Linked DNA regions of Homo sapiens: region 2 is linked to region 1. A link is a loop called in an ENCODE intact Hi-C map of the cell type or tissue named here. Cell type or tissue: dorsolateral prefrontal cortex. All regions are shown on one strand. Links, peaks and the distances in the headings refer to the core of each region. The heading gives the core; the rest is flanking DNA. Region 1 overlaps ZSWIM6 (zinc finger SWIM-type containing 6). Region 2 has its middle 19 kb from the start of LINC03122.

Evidence for each region. A loop is a pair of places that touch in the nucleus more often than their neighbours do. Peaks named below come from ENCODE experiments on the same cell type or tissue, not always from the same donor. Only the 100,000 strongest peaks of a DNase experiment are listed, where the experiment ranks them.
Region 2: it touches region 1 in a loop (2.2-fold over the local background); 1 of 110 quality-filtered maps calls a loop at or near these places.

The regions. Positions count from the first base shown.
Region 1 is chr5:61,523,409-61,533,473 of GRCh38, forward strand. ZSWIM6 (zinc finger SWIM-type containing 6) reads left to right here. Exons shown (of 14, transcript NM_020928.2): 6 at 2,392-2,568; 7 at 2,842-2,988; 8 at 6,644-6,790; 9 at 8,057-8,317. Among named protein-coding and RNA genes, the nearest start is that of LINC03122, 110 kb to the right of the region's middle. In dorsolateral prefrontal cortex, for the core only: no CTCF peak of the experiment used is centred there; no DNase peak of the experiment used is centred there; H3K27ac peaks cover 2,047 bases.
Region 2 is chr5:61,613,723-61,623,787 of GRCh38, forward strand. No RefSeq gene overlaps it. Among named protein-coding and RNA genes, the nearest start is that of LINC03122, 19 kb to the right of the region's middle. In dorsolateral prefrontal cortex, for the core only: no CTCF peak of the experiment used is centred there; a DNase peak (open chromatin) is centred at 3,536; H3K27ac peaks cover 3,324 bases.

The DNA of each region.
Region 1 (10,065 bases), core at 2,313-6,312:
TTTGAAAGAGAATAATTTTTTAATATACCAAAAGTATAGCCAATTTTATAATTTTTTTAGTAGAAGAACAAAAATATCTCCTTTTTACTTAATTTCCCAAGTTTTCCTTAATCAGCATGTATTACTATTTTGTGTACTTTATGAAAAATTCTTACAAATATGTGTATTTATCATTTAAAAAAATTGCTCAAGATAATTATTTCCCTTTTTTCAATCTTACTGCACAATTGAATAGCCACTGACATTCAAGATTTTAAAAAGTTGACTAATTTTGATACCTAGTCAAACCAAATTTTTAATTGTATATCTTCTATGTCCAGCTACATACTTAATTTTATGTGTTTCCCATATTATTACAGGACTTGTCATTTAAATTTCATTTCATGAGTATTTAGCCTCTTTTGTTGTCATTGGTTTTATTAGAGCTAACCATGTTAAAAGCCTAGTGTGTGTACGCAACATTTCTCTACACTTATATAGTCACATATAAACATGTGAAAGGTTCAGGTATCTATTAATGTTTTATAAAAATGGAATCATGTTAACAGCTTGCTATTTGAGCCAAATCAATAGGCAGACCTCTAACTCACTCTTTTAATACATGCATAATACTAAGTTGCTCTTTTAAAGTCTCGTTTTAGTTTTAAATTTTGTTTCTATGATTTCAGCTTAACAAAATAAATGAAATGACAAAAGATACTTACATGAGGCTAAAAAACACTTATGTGAGGCTTGGACTTTGAAACATTTGATCAATTGACTGTGAGAGGTCACGGAACCAATTTCTTGCTGGGCATGGGTATGTTTATTCTGCTCAGCAAAAAGCCCCAATAGATTCAAAACGTCCTTAAATGTAGGACTTTGCCTTCTCCCTTGCAGTTTCACTATCCATCCACCTCTAGTGAGGAGTCTGGGTGGGAGCCATAACAGATCATCATTATTTATGCCTCTCAAATGATCTATCACACATGCATTTTGATATGTCTACCATTCAGGTACAGATAGCTAAGTTGACCTGAGACCAAACTGAAGTAATGTCTCTTTGTTAAAGACTTGTCAAAAGCCTTTCCAAACCAGCTGAAGTAGCTGAATTTTCAGTAAGGATATCTGTGTTTTAATCTCCACTGTCACTGCCTGATGGTGTGACCTTGGCAAGTCACTTTACTTCCCTTGCTTTTCAGTTCCATCAGCAGAGTAAAGGGGTTGGCGTAGATGAGTTCTCCAGTCTCTTCTTCTCAATTCAGTTGTCCTTTGATTTTTGTGTTTTCCCTTATGTCTGTGCTCAGCCAAAGGTCCGGTGACAGGAAAATGAAATCTTACCAATTAAGGAAGCTCTAGATTTTGCTTCTCATTTAATTAAGTCTCAGAACAATGAGAGGTTATATTTGAACTAGGTTAAGTACACATAAATAAAAATAGTTTGTTAACCTGATTTCCAGTTGAGGATTGCTAAAGTTTGTGCCACAGTTGAAGGTAAGTTTAGAGTGGGAACCCAAGGGGTGGGTGTGCAGGTAGAATTTGAACCATATAATCCTTAGGAATTGAATAATCCCAGGAGTTGAGGTGAGAATATCCTTTATTCCCCAAACATTTCTTTTCTCCGTCAGGTCCTGAAACTTGAACCCTCTTCGGAGTGTATGGCTCTGCTCTTTTGTGATGCCCTGGCATACACTATGCTGGGGACATCACACCAGTCATGGAACCTGCCCAGGAGTCAGGAGGCAGCCTGTAGGGGCAAGGTAAGTGCGCTGGTTTGTTTTGTAGCTATGTTGTGTGGCTTTGTGAAATGTTAAATATATGCATTTATGCCCTTTGGGATATAAAGTGATATTTAAGCATTATATCCCAAGAAGCATAATAGTTTTAATTGTGCAAAACCGCACAATATAGTTAAAAAATACAACCAAAAGCACAACCCTTATGCATATCTTTAAAGGCTGACTGCATAATCCTGAAAGGTTCCATGGCTGGTGTCGCATCTCTTGCATAGTGTTTGTGAGAGCTGTTGATCCCATAAGGGCAGCCCACCACAGCACCTCAGAAGTGGGGAGCAGTGAGTTTTCCTGTGACTTTTGTGCTGAGTGGCTCCTTTGAGTGTATTTGGCATGGAAACTAGACTTGACAATTCTTTTTGCAGGACGCCTTTAACCTTAGCTTTAATGGCTGCAGAATGTTTGTGTTTGATAAACAAGTGAGTGAATGGTGGCTCTTGGGCTGACCTGCCTCTTAGTACTTAGGATGTGAGAGTATTCACCCTTCACCCTTCTGCTTAGGGGGTGCAGGACAATGTGTGTGGGTGTGTTCATGAACATCTGGCCACAGAATGGTATGACTGATTTATTCACATGTGAATAATAGCTGACACGGCTTTCTGAATTGTGGAAAAAACAGATTCATCGAACAGGCCACATCGGACAGTGTTCACCCGAGCCATCGAGGCATGCGATCTCCACTGGCAGGATAGCCACTTGCAGCACATTATCAGCAGTGACCTATACACCAACTACTGTTACCATGACGACACTGAAAACTCCCTCTTCGACTCCCGCGGGTGGCCCCTCTGGCATGGTAAGTGACCAAACCGGAAAGACATTTCCATGACTTACTTCTTTGTTTAGTTTCTATAGCATTACTGGAATGGGAGGTGGAGAACTGAAGGATTCAATGGGAGATGGATGAATGCTTGGCAATAGGAGCTGAGATTTTCATTCAAATCCAAGTTCAGGAATGGTTTCTTGTGTCTTTTTAATAGTATTTTGGGAGAAACATCTTACTATTAAATTCTTTTTTTATGGATATATCTGACAGTGGCAACTTTACCCCCTTGACTTTCTGTTTTAGAACATGTTCCTACAGCCTGTGCAAGAGTGGACGCATTACGTTCTCATGGGTACCCCAGAGAAGCACTGAGACTAGCAATAGCTATTGTTAATACATTAAGACGACAGCAGCAGAAACAGTTGGAAATGTTCCGAACCCAAAAAAAAGGTGAATGTGAAGGAGTTTGTTTCCATTGGAATGGGATTCTTAGTGATGACATTACTAGGTTTTGTGTTCTGGGAGAGATGGCTTTTAGAACTAAAACCATAGATGATGGCTTTACTCGCCATTCATTTAAAATAATGGCTGATCTGTGAGAAATTTGGGGCATCTTTTTCTTAGTTGAATGTTGTAAGCAAAGATTTTTTTTTTTAATCTCTCAGGTTAGTTACTTTTTTAAGGGGGATAATTTTCTTTATTGTTTTAATGACTATTTAGTATGTCTAAATTATTTAAAATGCATGTTAGCTAAATGCCTTATTTTGTGGAAGTGCATTTTAATTCTAACAATAAGGACACAGCCTATGCTTGAATCCCGGCAATCCTAACGTCCCAAATGGGTGCCTTAGGCAATCAGTTGACGTCTCTGTGATTTTGAATTCTCTTCTGTGCAATGAGGCTCAGTAGAGGGCCTATCTCTTAGAGTTGTTGAGAAGATTAAACCAAGTTAATTTCTGTAAAGCACTTAAAGCAAAGCTTGGCACAATGTGTAAGCATTCTAAAACTTTTTAGCTGTAATAATTTGTACATCAGGACATGTTACTATATTTACTTAAAGTGACCAGAATAGAACTGGATTTTTCAAATTCTGTAAATGACATTTGATGAGCTGTCAGCTGAAAGAACACATTTAACTTCTCTTTATCTCAGTTTATTAATCTTTTAAATTTTGAATAACTATTACTGAGTAATAGTAATTGCAAAGGGTTGAATTACATGCACAAGACCCTGATCAGATAAAGAAATGTATATGCTTTTTCTGATTAATCCATGTACATCTTGTTCCTTCTATAGGTATAAATTTTATTTTTATGTTTCTTTAGCAGGTTCGTTTTCACTCTGTGATTTTATTTTTCATTAAGAGGGATAGTTTTAGTTGCTGGGTTTTTGTTTTGGTTTTGGTTTTGGTTATATTTTTGTTTTTAATGCTTGGGTGATTATACACATACTAGAGTATAACTAAAAATTATTAAAAGGCTAGAGGTTGGAGCAAGTGTCTATTGTAACTTTTAACAGTGAAAAAAAGTCAAAAGTTACAGTTGAACCAAAGGAAGAGGGAAGCTCAGATGGGATTGGAATGTGAGAGCCCCGATTGTCGTGACTTTGTCCAGTTCATGATGTTCTTCATATCATCACTGGTGTGTGCAAAATACATTGCTAGGTACTTTGGAAAATTTTTCTGAAATCCTTCTTCCTTCAACACATACACAGTCTATGGTGAAAGGAATTTATTTCTGAATAGTATAAAGGATAATATTCAAACAAAGAGTGCAGGACTTGTTATACTGTGCAAAAAGAGAGCCAGTTCGTGATGATCATCTGATTTTTAAAAAAAATCATATTATACATTTTATGAATAAATGTTGACTTTTAAAATTTGTTTAAAATGTTGTAATAAAAAAGGAAAGTGTAAAAATGTTAGTTAGTTTCCTAACTAACTAATGTTCCTAAACATGTTTACATTTAGGTAAGTTACAGAATATGTTAACTTAGACTCCTTTGATTGTCTTTGAGATAATTCTGTAACCTTTAGGTCTAGACCATTCTTAGACCCATTTCTCTTTTATCTTGCAAGCTATGAAAACTTTTATTTCCAACCATTCTTAGGTATTGCTAGGATTACATGTCTATACCTATGTCTTTCCCTACTTTATTTTTGGTAATTGTTTTTCCGTATTTTAAAAATAGGCTTTTCCATAGCTGTTACAAGTCTAAAGTACCATAACAGCTACTTGTTATGGGCCAAGATTAGTAAATGGAATATCTTATACATTTTCAAAATTATTTGGCATGATGTGTTAGCTTATTGATTCTGAAAAAAAACAGATTTATTTGATTTATTTTTGATTTCTCATATTTCCTCAGTTTCTATCACTTGACAATATATTTGTTTATATAAGCACAGCATTTCCTTTAGCCCCATCCATATATACATACACATATATATACATATATATATGTGTGTGTATATGTATATATGCAAACATATTTATTTGGTTGTTTCCAGGAGTAGTGCTCATGTTTCTTTTTTCCTACTAATTATGTTTATGAAAGCCAGCAACAGAAATTGAATATAAGGACCTTTTCAAGGAATCTAGGACTCGACTTAAATTTCAATACATTGTGCCAAACCGTTTTTCCTCTTTTTTTTTTTTTTGACATGGAGTCTCGCCCTGTCCCCCAGGCTGGAGTGCAGTGGCGCAATCTCGGCTTACTGCAGCCTCTGCATCCTGGGTTCAAGCGATTCTCCTGCCTCAACCTCCCGAGTAGCTGGGATTATAGGCACCCACCACCACGGCCAGCTAATTTTTGTATTTTTAGTACAGACGGGGTTTCACCATGTTGGCCAGGCTGGTCTCGAACTCCTGACCTCGGGTGATCCACCCGCTTCAGCATCCCAGAGTGCTGAGATTACAGGCGTGAGCCACCACGCTGGCCTGTCTTTCATTTTTATGTACTGATAGTTGATTGCTTAAAACCAGAAGACTTGTGAAGGAACATTGGATTCATGGAATGGCTCTTCAGATATTTACATGGCAATATTTTTCTTGTATATTTTATATTGTATGTAAATTTTATTATGTTTTCCTTTAAGAAGGAGCTACTAAAATTGGCCGGGCGTGATGGCACTTGCCTGTAAATCCCAGCTACTTGGGGCTGAGGCAAGAGAATCGCTTGAACCCGGGAGGTGGAGGTTGCAGTGAGCCAAGATCGCACCATTGCACTCCAGGCCGGGCAACAAGAGTGAAACTCCATCTCAAAAAAATGAAAAGAAGGAGCTACTATTATTTATTACTTTAGTAAACACTTAGATGTAAAATACTGCATTATTTACAACAATGGAATATATCTTAAACATAGCTTTTTTTCCCAGCATTCTGCGGTTTAACTTGAAAGCATTATATTCTGTGAAGAAAATGAAAAGGATTATTTCGTTCAAATTATATATAATCGTCTATTATCATTCCCCTTTATGGCAAAGGTTCTCTCTTAAATGGCTTACAGATTCACACTAAGGAAGATTTTCATAAGGTGATGGGGGTAATTTAAGGATATTCATGTGGGAATACAAGTCTAACCCAAGCTACAGCTGCCTTCAAGTCCTCAATTTACATGACCCAGTTAACACTGATTTAGAGAGGTCTCTTCTGCATATCGTGGTAGAGTTACCAATTGATAATTCCAGTGGGACTTCTTAGTCCTCTCTAATGCCCCCTCCTAGGGAAGTGGGGGAGTTGTTCCTAATTTCTCAAAAGAAAATTTGGAATTCATTTTTCCCTATACAACATAATTTAATAGTGTAAGTAGTAATGTTGACTCAGTACCCTAGACACATGAATTAAATAGATGTTTGGGAGCTGTCCTGGAAATTCAGTACCATTTATATTGACTTACAGATGAACCTTTAGAACTCAAAATAGTTGACAAGTTGGGGATTATGGTACCTTTTGATTGGTTTCTTAATTAAAAGAGAATTTCGAACAGAATTCAGAACTGGTTTATCAGGATGCTGCTATTAAATGGTAAAGCCTCTGTTTTCCCCACTTCTTTCCCTTCATCTCCCTTCTACTCCCCCATTTCTCAATTCCCTTTCCTTACACAGAGCTACCCCATAAAAACATAACCTCGATAACCAATCTGGAGGGCTGGGTTGGACATCCCCTGGACCCTGTGGGCACTCTCTTCAGTAGCCTTATGGAAGCCTGCCGCATTGATGATGAGAACCTCTCTGGGTTCTCAGATTTTACAGGTAAAACCATTGACATTTGTCTCATGTGCTTTTCTTTTTCTAAACCCTGAATGGCAGTAGTCATTGTTTTTCTTTACATTATGTTTTATGGAACCATGTAGTTAACAGCACCTTTGGTTAGCAAGAGAGCAAGAAAATGGGCACTGTCATGCTTTCACGCAGGCTGCTACAAAACTGGGAAAAGTCTTAGAGTTGATAGTTGGCAGCCTGTTTCGAGAATCTTAAAAATATTTATTCTCTTCTAACCAGTGATTCTGTATCTACGAATTTATCCACATTTATGACTACTTCTTAGCATAAAGTTATAAAATAAAGATGTACATCTTAGCATTTAGAACTAGAAAATCTAGTTTAGGTGCTTTTCAAATTTGTCTTTGCATTGAAAGTGACTTGTCACTTAAATATTTTAGTCTACTTTAAGGGGGAGTATTAAATGTCATTTAAAACTGTTTTATATCATACATTCCTTGAAAGCTGTGTTTTGAGATTTCACTTTGGCCCATTGAAACTTAAGAATCTTGACTAAAAAGACTGCCCAAGGGCAGTGGGTGGAGGTAAGGCAGGGAGTAACGATGTCCCTTTGTTGCTTCCATGGCTGGATGAGCTCAAGTCTTGCCCCTTCATAATTTGCCCTGTGATAGTTGCCTTCATGGACTGTGGGTAACCCAGACACTGTCAGGAGGGTGAAAGGCATGAGTCTGAATTCACTTTCCTTGGGAGTTTGATGGTTGAAGTTTGTTATAATTTATAATAGAAGCACTTTAATGGAGACAAGAGAATGTTCAAAGAATCATTCCTCTTGTGATAACTGATGACTCTTGGATAATAAAAAGGACTTGAAATTGGGTTATATATGTTATGTTCCCTACTGTTTTTATTATGGAAACGTTTTGAATGCCAGGATTTAAAAAGTGGTGAGTGCAAGTCATCGTGTAATTTTACTATTGTGTAATTAAATTTTGTTTTTCTCTTAAGTATTCTTAGTTCATATTTTCTTAGATTTATAGTTTTCTTTGGTGATTTATTTTCAAGGGAGAAAAGTATTTGTAATGTTATATCCCCCAAAACGTAAACATTTAATCATTCATGGTCATTTTTAAAAAGATACTGGAAGACTGCACTTTAGCCTAAAAAACATGTTTTCTGGCTTTCTCAGCATTAATCCATAATTCATTTGCTTGTACGGGGAAGTATAAATATTTGTACTTATCATATCATCTGCAAAAGTAGTTTCTGAGCTCTGATTTCTTTTGTGGCATTTTGCAGAGAATATGGGACAGTGCAAGTCTCTGGAATACCAGCATCTACCTGCACACAAATTCTTAGAAGAAGGGGAATCCTATTTAACGCTGGCTGTGGAAGTAGCCCTGATAGGGCTAGGACAGCAGCGTATCATGCCTGATGGGCTGTACACACAAGAGAAAGTTTGCCGGAATGAGGAGCAGCTCATTTCTAAGCTTCAGGAAATTGAATTGGATGACACACTGGTGAAAATTTTTCGCAAGCAAGCAGTCTTCCTATTAGAAGGTAGCCTGATACAGAAGTTTTCCACTTATTTAGCCAATTTGACTTAGGTGCTAATCTTTCTTATGTTAAAAGTGCTATCTGAATGCATTTAATATGGTAGTTATCCTGATTGCTATAGTCATGGGGTATCAAAGACATGTTCGCTGTCTAAAAAATAGTGTCACTGAATAAAAAAGCATGGATGTTTAGATTTGTATCATTTGATTTAGGTGGTTATATATGATAGCCTATTACAAAACAGCTGCATTTAATGCCTCAAACCTTGAAAAGAACCTATTTCATTCAGACTGTGTTGTTCCTGAGATAAATGCAATTTTGATATTTAGTGCATTATTATTGGCAGGCATGTTCCTATTTCCTTGATCAATTAAATAATAAAACAGTAATTGGCTGGCCTTCCTCCAAATTATTGGCGGTTACATGACACCTGGGTTTTGAATGTGTCATACGCACACGCTAACAAACGACTGAGGGCTGTGCGAGTGAATTTCTGCTGCACCAACTAGTTATTTCAGAGGATTCATTAGGCACAGATTCATCAAGGAAAAGGTTTCATAGAATCTGAGGCACGGTCTAATTTCCTTCTTCTCATAAAGTTAAGTTTTAAAGGGCCTAACAAATTTTGGCTGACACTATTTTTCAGATTTTTTCCCCTCTGAAAAGGTAAATGTAATTCATGTGGTAGTGTGATCTTTCGTGCAAATTTAGGTGGTGTGTAACTATTGCTTCTGTCTCTCAAGTATATGTGTGTTATTAGTGTGTTATTATGGGATTCTCTGTGATTGATAGCCTCATAAAGTATGTTATATTCATCTTATGTTCAGAACTACTACATATAGGGAAGGGATTTAGATTTTCAGCACCCCTTTTATTTGTCCAAAGCAAAAGATCTACTTAAAAGAAAACATTTTCTTCAAACATACTTTACTTTTATATGTTTTAGAAATGCATTTTAAAGGGAAAATGCTCTTCAGGTAAACCTTCTTAATAGCATGCTTAATTTTGGTAAAAATTCCCAGTGGTAATTTTTTGAAGCACTCTCCTGAACCTGTTTTTTTCCCTGTAAAGATAAAAAGCCCATCTTGACACTTGACAAATTTCAAGAGTGATCCTGATTCTTCAGTTACTGTTTTCTTTCAGTTTTCTCCCATATAATTCCTTATGCTATAAGCAATGTCATTAGTCACAAGCATTTTTTAAATGCTTTCTGTCACTGACTATACTGACTTTTGATTTCTCTTATACTGAAGTTTAGAAAGAAGATCTGTGATTTTCAAAGTTGATAGTGTGTGGTATCTGTATTTACCTTCCTAAATATGTCTCCATGTCCATTTTTCATGAATATTTTTGAACTTTGCCCTAGTCTTGATTCGTCCATCCCTCCCGTCAAACATTTTTATGAGTACTGTGCCTGAGAAGGAGCATTGTTGACTCATCTCTGCCTCTTCTCCTTTCCTGGCCCTGCAAGGCCCACAAAGAGTGAATAGGTGCAGGACAGGAGGCAGTCCAAGGCGGGGAGGCCACAGGGCCATTACTGTAAATGCTAGAAGATTGAGAACTCCATGACTGAATTGACTACACCAGGGCACCAAGTTCTTCGTGCAGTTATACTCTTTGCAAATGTCAGAGGCAAATTAGTTAGCAGGCCCAGATATCTGGAAAGAGGAAGGAGTAACCCAGTATTGTTGCTAGTATTAATCCCTCCTGGCCACAATATTGGATAGATAAATTAGCATATTGAACAAGCA
Region 2 (10,065 bases), core at 1,960-5,959, 90 kb after region 1:
TTTTTTCTTTTGGTTTTCCCTATGTTCCAGACACTGTCCAATTCAGCTTTCTGTCCTCATCACCTGACACACAGAGTTCACCATCAATGAGCTCAGATAATCTTTAATACATTGTGATGAGCGCTATTGTTTATTCACTAGACAAATATTTATTCAGCATCTGCTTCATGGTCTTGCTGCGCCCTGGAGATCTAGGGGTGAAACGGGTCGAGTCTGTCCTCTCCCAGAGCTTAAGGTGCACTGAAAGGTATCGTGCAATTACACTAAGGCAAGAAACGTGCTATGATGGGGGAGGCCAGGGGATAGAAAGGGGGCACTTGGACTTGGGGTGGGGGACCAGGGAAATGTTGGGAAGGAGATGACACCTTAGCTAAATGAAGAGTGTGTGGCTGTGGCCAGGAATAGGGGTGAGGGGAAGAAGAGAGCAGCAGATCTGGAAGTAAGAGAGAAAACCGGATGCCTTTTAAGAATTGAAAATTCTGTGGTTGGAGAATGAGCTGTTGTAACAGATGAGGCTGAAGAGGTAGGGAGGGGTTGGGAATGACTTTCAAGGCCCTGGTAAGGGATCTGATGGTGGAAGGGAGCAGAGAGATCAGGTTTGCTTTTAAGACTGTGTCCTGGGGCTAAGCTGAAGGTGCCAAGAGTTGTTCTCTGCTCACTGCAACCTCTGCTTCCCAGGCTCAAGCGATCCTCCCACCTCAGCCTCCCTAGTAGCTGGGACTACAGGCATGCACAACCACACCCAGCTAATTTTTGTGGTTTTTAGAGAGATGGGGTTTTGCCATGTTGCCCAGGCTGGTCTTGAGCTCATGAGCAGAAGCCATCTGCCTGCCTTGGCCTCCCAAAGTGCTGGGATTATAGGCGTGAGCCACTGTGCCCAGCCACTTTTTCCACTTCTTACAGGAGCACATGCAGAGCTCAGCTGCTGTTTTGCTGTTTTCCTTTTAGAATCTTCAGTCTTCTGCAGCATAATTATACCGTAATTCATACAACTAGTCTCTTGTTGATGGAAAATTAGGTTGGTTCGTTTTTTACTATTATAAACCATGCCACTGGGAATCTATGGCCTCAGGGGAATTTCTAATAGTGGAATTTCTGGGTCAGAGGGGTTAAGAGACTCACCAATGTCTCCCAGCCAGTGAGTGGCAGAGCTGCTATTCCAATTCTGTTGGAAGGACTAGGTCCGTGGTCTTTCAACTCTGCTGTGCTGTGCCCTCCCAGGCTGAGCAACTGGGACCTTTGAATCTCAATGTTCTTCTCTTGTGGAGGGAGGACCAGCTGGCGGCAGGGGTTGGGAAGTCACTTGGAGAACTTCTTAAACATGCAGCTTGCTGCACCTTTGGCATCAGAATCTCTGGAGACAAGCTTGGAAACTGGCATCTTAAATTATGTCCCTGACACTTAAGCAGCCAGTTGATCTTGATCCTGAGTCCTGTACTGAAACCACTGGCCCCTTCTCAGAGATCTCCAGCTATAAATCTCAGGATTCAGAACAGTCAGTCCAAAAACAGCACTGCCTTCTGTATCAGTTCCTCCAGAAAGTCAGAGAAGGTGGGAATGAGGACCCCTCTCCCATGGCATCCTGTGACACCATGCTGCATAAAGAAGCTCAAATGCCCAAATGTTCCCCTATCTCATGGGCCAGGAGGTAGGAAGTTATGCTGTGGGCTGCCATCCTACTCTATCCCATCCCTCTGCCCCCTGGTAAGGCAGTGTGCTCATGCCTGGGCCAAATTCTTACCTGTGATTAACAGATCAGCAGTGGGCCTATTCAATGCCATATCTAGCACACACGAAGATGCCTTTGACCAGGAAACACTTCACTACAAGTAGAAAGAGTCCCAAGAAAGAGGTATTTCCTTCCCCTCAGCCTGGGAAGCCACTGCCTGGGTTGTCCCATCCCACACTGTTTACCTCTGGATTTACAGTCTACCAGCTCCATGTTGGAATCACCTGGGGCCAACTGGAAAAGTCCAGATGCTGAGCTCGCACCCAGAGATTCTGATTGAATTGGTCTGTGGGGGGGCCAGGGAAAAGTTCCCTCAAGTGACTCTAATGTTCAGCCAGCTTTGGGAACCATTGTGCTAGGTCTTGTGTCCCCTCTCTTGGGGCAAGGTGGGCTATAGCTTCCCTGGCTTCTGTGGGACTGGCCCAGCCTAGCACTGATGTGGGCATGGCCATGGCCCATAGGTCGCCTCCTGGGCAGGCAGACGACAGAATGGGGTCAGCTCTGAGACTCTGGCTGCTCCCAGAGCCTATTCTGGAGGAGGTGTGTCCGTGCAGACCAGGATGGCCCCCGGCTCCCTCAGTGCCCACATTACCTGCTAACACAGCTTGCACGCAGCTTGACCTCCATACTCACAGGCAACAACCCCTTTTCCTTTTCTGAAATTAGAAAATGTGTAACAAGCACTTGCATTTGTTCCTGTTCGCTACGGAGCAGTGTGATGCACCAGCAGTGTTGCTCATGATTTATGACTAAAAAAAGTGGTTAGGTGAAAAAGTAGATTTGTCCCCAGAGGGCTCTGTGAAGTGGCACTATTAATTTGGAAACATTAGCCACCATGTTCTGGGCACCCCTACCTTGACTTTGTGTCATAGATGATGACAGAAATAACAATCAATCGCTGAGTATGTGCCATCATGACCACCTCTCTCATCTCTCTAGACCTCCGTGTTTATCCATCTATAAAATAAAGAGTTGTGTTTTTTTGAGATTTTTCTGCTCTTGGTATCCTGTGCATCTCTGAAGGGTAATTAAGTCAACACTGATGATCCTTGGACTGCCCTTCTCATTGGAAGACTATTAGTCACAAATAGCATAAGAACTCAGGAAACGTTGAAGCTGAAAGTCAGAAATACTGACTTCTACTAGAAACATACTCAATTCAACCTTTTTGCCATCCCCAGTATGCCAAACAGAGAATGTGAGGGAAGATGCCTTCAAATGTGCATTTCTGGCCGGGTGCGGTGGCTCACACCTGTAATCCCAGCACTTTCGGAGGACGAGGTGGGTGAATCACTTGAGGTCAGGAGTTTGAGACAAGCCTGGCCAACATGATGAAACCCTGTCTCTACTAAAAATAGAAAAAATTAGCTGGGTGTGATGGCACGGCCTGTAATCCCGGCTACTCTGGAGACTGAGGCAGGAGAATAGCTTGAACCTGGGAGGTGGAGGTTGCATGAACCGAGATTGTGCCGCTGCACTCCAGCCTGGGTGACAGAGTGAGACTCCGTTTCAAAAATAAATAAATAAATGAAAATAAAAATAAATGTGCATTTTCACTACTCTGGAATGAGGAGTTTTTGCAAAGGAACAAGTGCCCCAAAGCCCCAGCTATCCAGGGGATATAGCGTTCCAAGAGGGGCTCCATGGAGCACAGGAGTCAGCCTCTACGTTTGGCAGCTGTGGGCCCTGGCTGAGAAAGAGGCTGAGGGGAGGCCTCTAGAGGAAAGGGGGAGTGCCCAACTGGCCAGGACATTTGTGTTCTGTAGCCCTTGAATAGATTTTTATCATGGGCTGGCTGGCTCTCTGCCCTCTCAAACCCCTGAGTGGCAGCTGAGCTGGGAACTCCATGCCTGTACACTCAGCTAGCTCCAGGCTGCTCTGGGGCTGATCCTGGGCTTAGAGGAGTGGGTGAGTAGCTCTCACTAGATCAGCACTGAGTCTGGCTGGGGGTCCGCTCTGGCCTTTCCTCCTGGCTTTGGCTCTGATCTCAATTAATGTGCTCTAAGCTGCAATTAATAGAGAACCTCACTGATATTGGTTCTAATAAAGAATACATATGATCTTACATAACTTGAAGATCCAGTTGGATAGATACCAGGCTTGGCTGCTTGTTAGAGTAATGACATAATGAAAGACCCATATTCTTTGTGCTTCGTCCCTCTGCCATCTTTGATATTAACTTCTTCATCTGGGTGGTAGCAAGATAGTTGTTGCTGTTCCAGGCATCACTTGTGGATGTGATGATATCCAAAGGAAGAAGAGAGACTGTCCCTTTCTCTGGCTTTCTCTTAAGAGGGAGGAAATTTCCTTTCACGTCTCATAGGCTCTGGTTCAGTCACATGTCCGTTGGGATTGCTTGATTGGCTTAGATTAAACATCTGTGGTAGAATGGATTGGAGGAGTCAACCCAATGTTTACCATTATTTCTAGTGTATCTGTTTTCTTGCTTGATAGTGTGAACTGGTTTTTTTCTTTTTTTTTTGGCTTGGTCATCTTCCTCTTTAGCTATTTGCCAATTATCTCTCTTTACCTTCCAATTCCATTGTTAAAAGCCCCCTCTGAACTTATTGCAGGTGGACACGCCAAATCTAGACTCTATGGAGTCCAGGAATGACAACAATCTCATCTTGTCCATTGTTCCTCTTGGCCTGATCCATCTACCTCCAATTCAGTCTTTTCTCCTGACCCACGCCCACTGACTTCAGGGAAGATGGAACTGAGCTGTTCCCAGTGGTAGAATTGTGAACAGCATACAGGAGAGACCCTCAAAGCCTAACCTGGGAGTCTCCCAGCAGGCAACCCTGTGGTTAGAGGAAGTTGTATTCTTCTGTGTATACATGTGCATGCATGCAGATACATGTGTGAGCATGCACACAGTGAGCATGGGCTGTGGTGTGCACCCAATTAGACCCAACTGGACCTGTGTACACACCTATCTTCTTTGTCATGCCTGGCTTTGTTGGTCTCCCAGATTCCCAGGCAACTCTTGCTACATTCTACAAAGGTTTTGGGGTTGCTCTTTTAAGAAATGAAATTGCCTTCCAGATGCTTCTTTCACTTATTTTTTTCCTCCACTTGACAGAACTGCCTAAACTTCCCATTCAGGGGCTCTAAAGAGAAGTGTATCATTTCATGCTCCCTTGTTTAGCTTTTCCAAATCTAAAGCCAAAGCTGCCACAGCCACTGATTAACAGAAATCAAAAGCAAAGGCTGGGCTTTTGATGGGAAAAATGCTACATTAGAGAGGGCTGGTTGTTTTACAATTGCAGGGTAAGGTCCATAATATTACCCACCACTGAATGGCCATTAGATTGCAAATTACTGGTCACTTTGCTGGACGGCTCAGTCATCCTGTAATCATGATCATAATATCCCCCTGTAATGGTCAAGCCCAGGCACCTACCAGGAGTCTGGTTGCTGAGGCGCCAAATTGCTGGGCTGTGTACAGTAATGATTATCGCAGCAGGACAGAAGAAAAGCTGCCCCGAAGTCCTGGGTGTGTGGCATTCTGTCCTAGTTCCCCATTAGAAAACAGAAGGGCTGATGAGAATTACTCTAATGTTCCCTCTCTCCAGTGTTCTACTCATTGGGGGTCTAACTTTGTGTGGCTATCAGGTTCACATGGTGTCTTGGGCCAGCTGAGTTGTGAGCTCTGGGCTGACAAGTAGAAAAGGAAGGTTATTATTTTATTCCTAGCCTTTTGCTGTGGTGAATTGTGCCTGTGTGTGTATGTGTGTGCACACCCACATGTGTGTCTCTGGTGATGAGCATTGGCCATGAAACACACAGACTGCTTCAAAGTTATTAAGATGTGTGTGCATGTGTATGACAGAACATACAGGGAAGCCTGTAACTTTTCTATATTTTTAACTTGGGTCCTGGTTTCATATCTTACATGTATGTTATATGTATCCTTTTGTGGTACAAATATGAAAAAGAAAAAGAAGATGCAAAGCTGATGGAGGGATGAGCTCTTAGCTCAACACTTGGCTGATCTAAGGGTCCCACAGGAAGCAGACGGCATGCTCCACGGGGCAGCTGGGGAGAGTTAGGCCTCCTAACAGAGGCATGGGCAGGGTCAAGGGCAAACAACAGGGGCGGGTGACAGGAAGAGGCCTCAGTTACTCCCAGGCCCAGGAGTCAAGGGGAGGGAGCTGAGCCTGAAGAAAAGGCTTCTGGGGGAAATAGGGAACCTGACTTCACTGTCCTTTTGCCCTCCTTTCTCTTATTACTGCCTTCTCTTGGCCAAACCCAACCAGAAGCCAGAGGGCAAGGGAGCCCCTGGGTACTTTCTACAAAGGGAGAGCAGGCGAGGAAGGTGCCGGGGGATGTAGAGAGGGGTGTGGACATAGCCAGCACTCAGCCCAGCATGTATTTGTTAATGGGGTGTCTAGCCATCGGCTGGCAGGAAGGGACTCTTGGGCCCTGCCTGGATTGGGTTTCTAAGGTCTGCTGTCTGGGAGTTACCGTGGCAGGCTATAGACGTGCCCTGCCTGCTGTGCCCACATACTTGGTCCATGGGGACAGTGATTCCTCAGCATACACCCAGCTTCAGTTCCTGCCCAGCACTTTGGCTGCCGTGCCTGTGGCTTCTGGGTTCCAAGAAATGATATGAGATGTCTCCCTGGCAGTGAGTGCCTTGAGCCAGACCTGGGATTAGAGGAGAGGAGGTGCTTTGGATAGGAGCTGGGGGGCACAGTGGGTGAGTGGAGGAGTCTCCCACAGGCTCAGAACCTGGTCGCAAGCCTTCCCAATGGCTTGCAAGGAGGCTGTAGACAGGCCCTCGTCTGTGTTTCCCTGCTCTTTCTAATTTGGTAGACATCGTGTCCTGCATAATTTTGTAAGGAACTGCATACTCCTCGCCAACCCTCCTTGCCAGCACAGGGGAATGCTAGCTGAGAAGGGAGTGTAAGGTTGGCATGACTTCAGTTCCCCCAGAAAAATACCATTCCCTGCCCTGAGAACCTGCTTGTCAAAAGCTTTTAGCAAGGCTGAACTAGTGACAGGAAAGGACTCAGATGGCTTTCTGTATAAATAAAAAGAGTAAGGAAAATAGCAAATGCTAATTGTGTGCCTACTCTACCCTAGGTGAGCTCTAAATGCTTTACCTATGTTATTTTGTTTGATCCTCATGACAACTCTATGAACCAGGTACTAAAGCTATCCCCACTTTTCAGATGAGGAAACTGAGGCACAGAGAGATTAAATTACTTGCCCAGTGTCACACAGGTGGTAAACAGTAGAGCTAGGATTCAAACTTGGGCAGGCCGGCTGCAGAATTATGCTCTGTCCCCTTTTCCTTCTTGGCTAACTTCTCCTTAGTAGGTGCCAAGAGACGGGATGTTCCTAAATCTGAACTGAGTGTAGAGCTGGAAAGAGCTTTGAGATTCATTTAGTCTTGTCTTTGTGTTCTTACAGAGGGGGAAACTGAGGGTTCCAGGGGTTCAGTGATTGGGTCTCCAGATCCCTGCTCTGGAAACACTGGGCAGCTGAAAGGTGGCCAGCTGTGCCTGGTGATATTCTGGCAATTTTCCTAGCTTTGTTTACCAAGTAAATTTCTTTGAAGCAAAGTTCCTTTTATCCAAGAAGCAATGTGACCTCCAATCTTGTTTTCATAAAACGTCTCTGACGTTAGCCACATGAGGCAAAAGCCCTGGAGGTGTTTGTGTTGCCCTTCTGCTCCCTGAATCTGATGCTGTCTCTGTTTCTACTGTGAATAACAGTCAAGCATCAGGCCGTGGGGAGCCTGGGGGCCAGGTGAGCTGGGCATGCTGGGGCACAGATAAAAGGAGATCGTTCATCAATTTCCAGGGGGTTCAGGGGCACCTGAAGCATCTTTGTCTACAGAGGTCCTCGGCCCACCCTGCCAAGTGGCTGTCACAAAGAACAGAGTGTCTTGGGCCATGTGACCATGGGGGAGGGTGCCCAGGCCTCCGAGGGGGCTGCCAGCTTCTGAGCTGTTGATTCCATGACTATCGGATCCAGCGCTACAGAGAAAGGGCAGCATTCTTCCTGCAGAGGCTTGGTCCAAATGGCCCCATGGCTTTCTTTTCTCCGGGATCAGCAAGGCTACTGTTGAGAGGGACAATCGAGGTTGTTGTCCTGGCCTGGCCCAGAGACACTGCTGCCAGATGCAGAGCTGGCTCCCTGGGGCCATCCTTGCCACACCTGCCCTCCAGATCACTGGGTGCTCATGGGCCAGTGCCATACGGGAGCTCTGTGCCTTCCCACCTCCTGGCAGCTGAGGCCTGGAAGGGCAGATATCCCCTGGTCTAACCCAGACAGTCCAGGGGCTAGTGAAGAAGACCCCCACTCCTCCCATGTGCCCAGTGTATTTTAGTTCTCCTCTTGGATACATTAGAATTAAGACAGAGGTATTCTATGCCTCAAGGAGAAATTTTGTGCTACATTGGAGGACGGTCATTTACCCTTGTTTTCCAAATAGTGCACTCTCAAAGGGGTAAGTGTGTCATCCTTGTAGCGTAAGTGACAAAACAGATAGAGCTTGGTCTCTTAGGGTAAGGAACTGCTATCTTTCCATTTTATGGATGCTCTTTTTTTAGTCCTTGCTCATGACTGTTTTGAGAAGGCTAAACATGGCCTGGACAACATCTACTCTTGGTATAGGGGCAAATGCTTTTTCAAGTTACAGGGAATGAGTGAGAGATCTCAGGCCTGGGTTTGGTAACTGGGGGGAGAAATAGAGAAGAGGTATCAGGAACTGCTTTGGTACAAGGCATTTTAGTGTTTGGTCAAGGGATCCAAGAATTCCTAAATCCTGTCCCAGAATGGCCACTGTCCCCTCAAATGATTTTCTGTTCATCCGTATAGGTCAGGGTTGAGCAGGAAACAGATGACACATTCAAACTGAGTAATCGGAGGAGATTTTTGCAAAAGGATGACTTGTAAAAGTGTGGGTAGGATTTAGGGAAATGAACAAAAGACAGTGCAGTATCCTGAGCTAACAACAGTGGGGCACCATTACCACTTCTAGGCCTGCAGGGCCCAGGGGGGATGTAGTTCCTGCATGCTGGAGAGAGAGATGCAGCTCTGGAAGACAGCCTACCAATAGCAGCCATGGCCTGTGGAGGAGGAGAGCAGCCAATCAACCATGATCTGGCCAGGAGGGATCCAGGGTAATCAACCTCATTCTCCTCCCATGCTGCCATTGGCCAGTTCCTCTCATGGGCCAAACCCATCCAAAGCCAGAGAGAGAGTGAGCATGTCGATGTAGCCCATAGGGTCACCTTCCTGAGGCACAAAGCAAGGTGGACAAGGGTGGAGAGCACATTTAGAGGGCCGGGTGGGGTAAAAGGAATGTATCCAGCACATCTTCATGTCACCTGAATCCCATCATATTTCTAACTCCCAGCAAATACTAATATAAACACCCTAAATAGCAGGCACATTTGTAGTTTGTGTCATCTCTTCTCAATAATTTTGACTTCTTATTCTCATATTATTTGTCTACTAATGATTTTCATAAACATGATTTACATTTTACCATTGTATTAAACACATGAAAAGGTTGTTATATCTCTCAGAATTATTGGACTTTAGTGCCTAATTTAGTGGCTCACAGCTGGGAACAATTTGCCCCCCCCGCTCTGCAGGGAACATTTCTCAGTGTTTGGAGACATTTTTGGGAAGGGTGCTACTCACTTGGTACACAGAGGCCAGGCCAGTATCCTACAATGCACAGCATAGCCCCCAAATGACAGAATTATCTGGTGCCATTGTTAAAGTGCTGAGGTTGAGAAACATTGCTCTTAGTGGAGAAAGGTTTGGGCTCTGCTAAAGGGAATCAGAGAACAAGTGAAAGGAGAGATGGACTTCTGTGTTTTTTGTTTTGTTTGGGCAGGGGGAGCCTATCTCAGAGGAAGTTTCCATACTCCGTCTTTGGGGAGGATGGCTCCTTTTTGGGCCCAGCTGGGCTCTTTGGGCTCAATCCCTGGGCATCCTGGTATCAGTTGGACTGCAGGATTGAGCATCTGAAAAGCCAGACTGGGAGCTCTTGCGGGGAACATCTCGGGCCATGTAGATGACATTCTTAGCTTGCCTGCCCTTTGTGGCTGCTGGAAGTGGTACAGCACACTCTAAAGAACTATTTCAAGATGGTTCAGCCAGACCCACAAGGTCTGGCAGAGTTCTTGCCTTTCCCAGGCTTTGGGGTTCTCTGCATTTCAGTTCAGAGCTCTTAGAATGTTAATAAGTAGGGACTTAAAAAAAGTCCTGAAATAGTTCTCAGGACACGAAGAAAATGTCCTAGCTCAGAAAGTAAATGAGTGCAGTCAGCTGTCCTTTGTTAACTTGTTGATTAAACCTAGTCTTTGTTT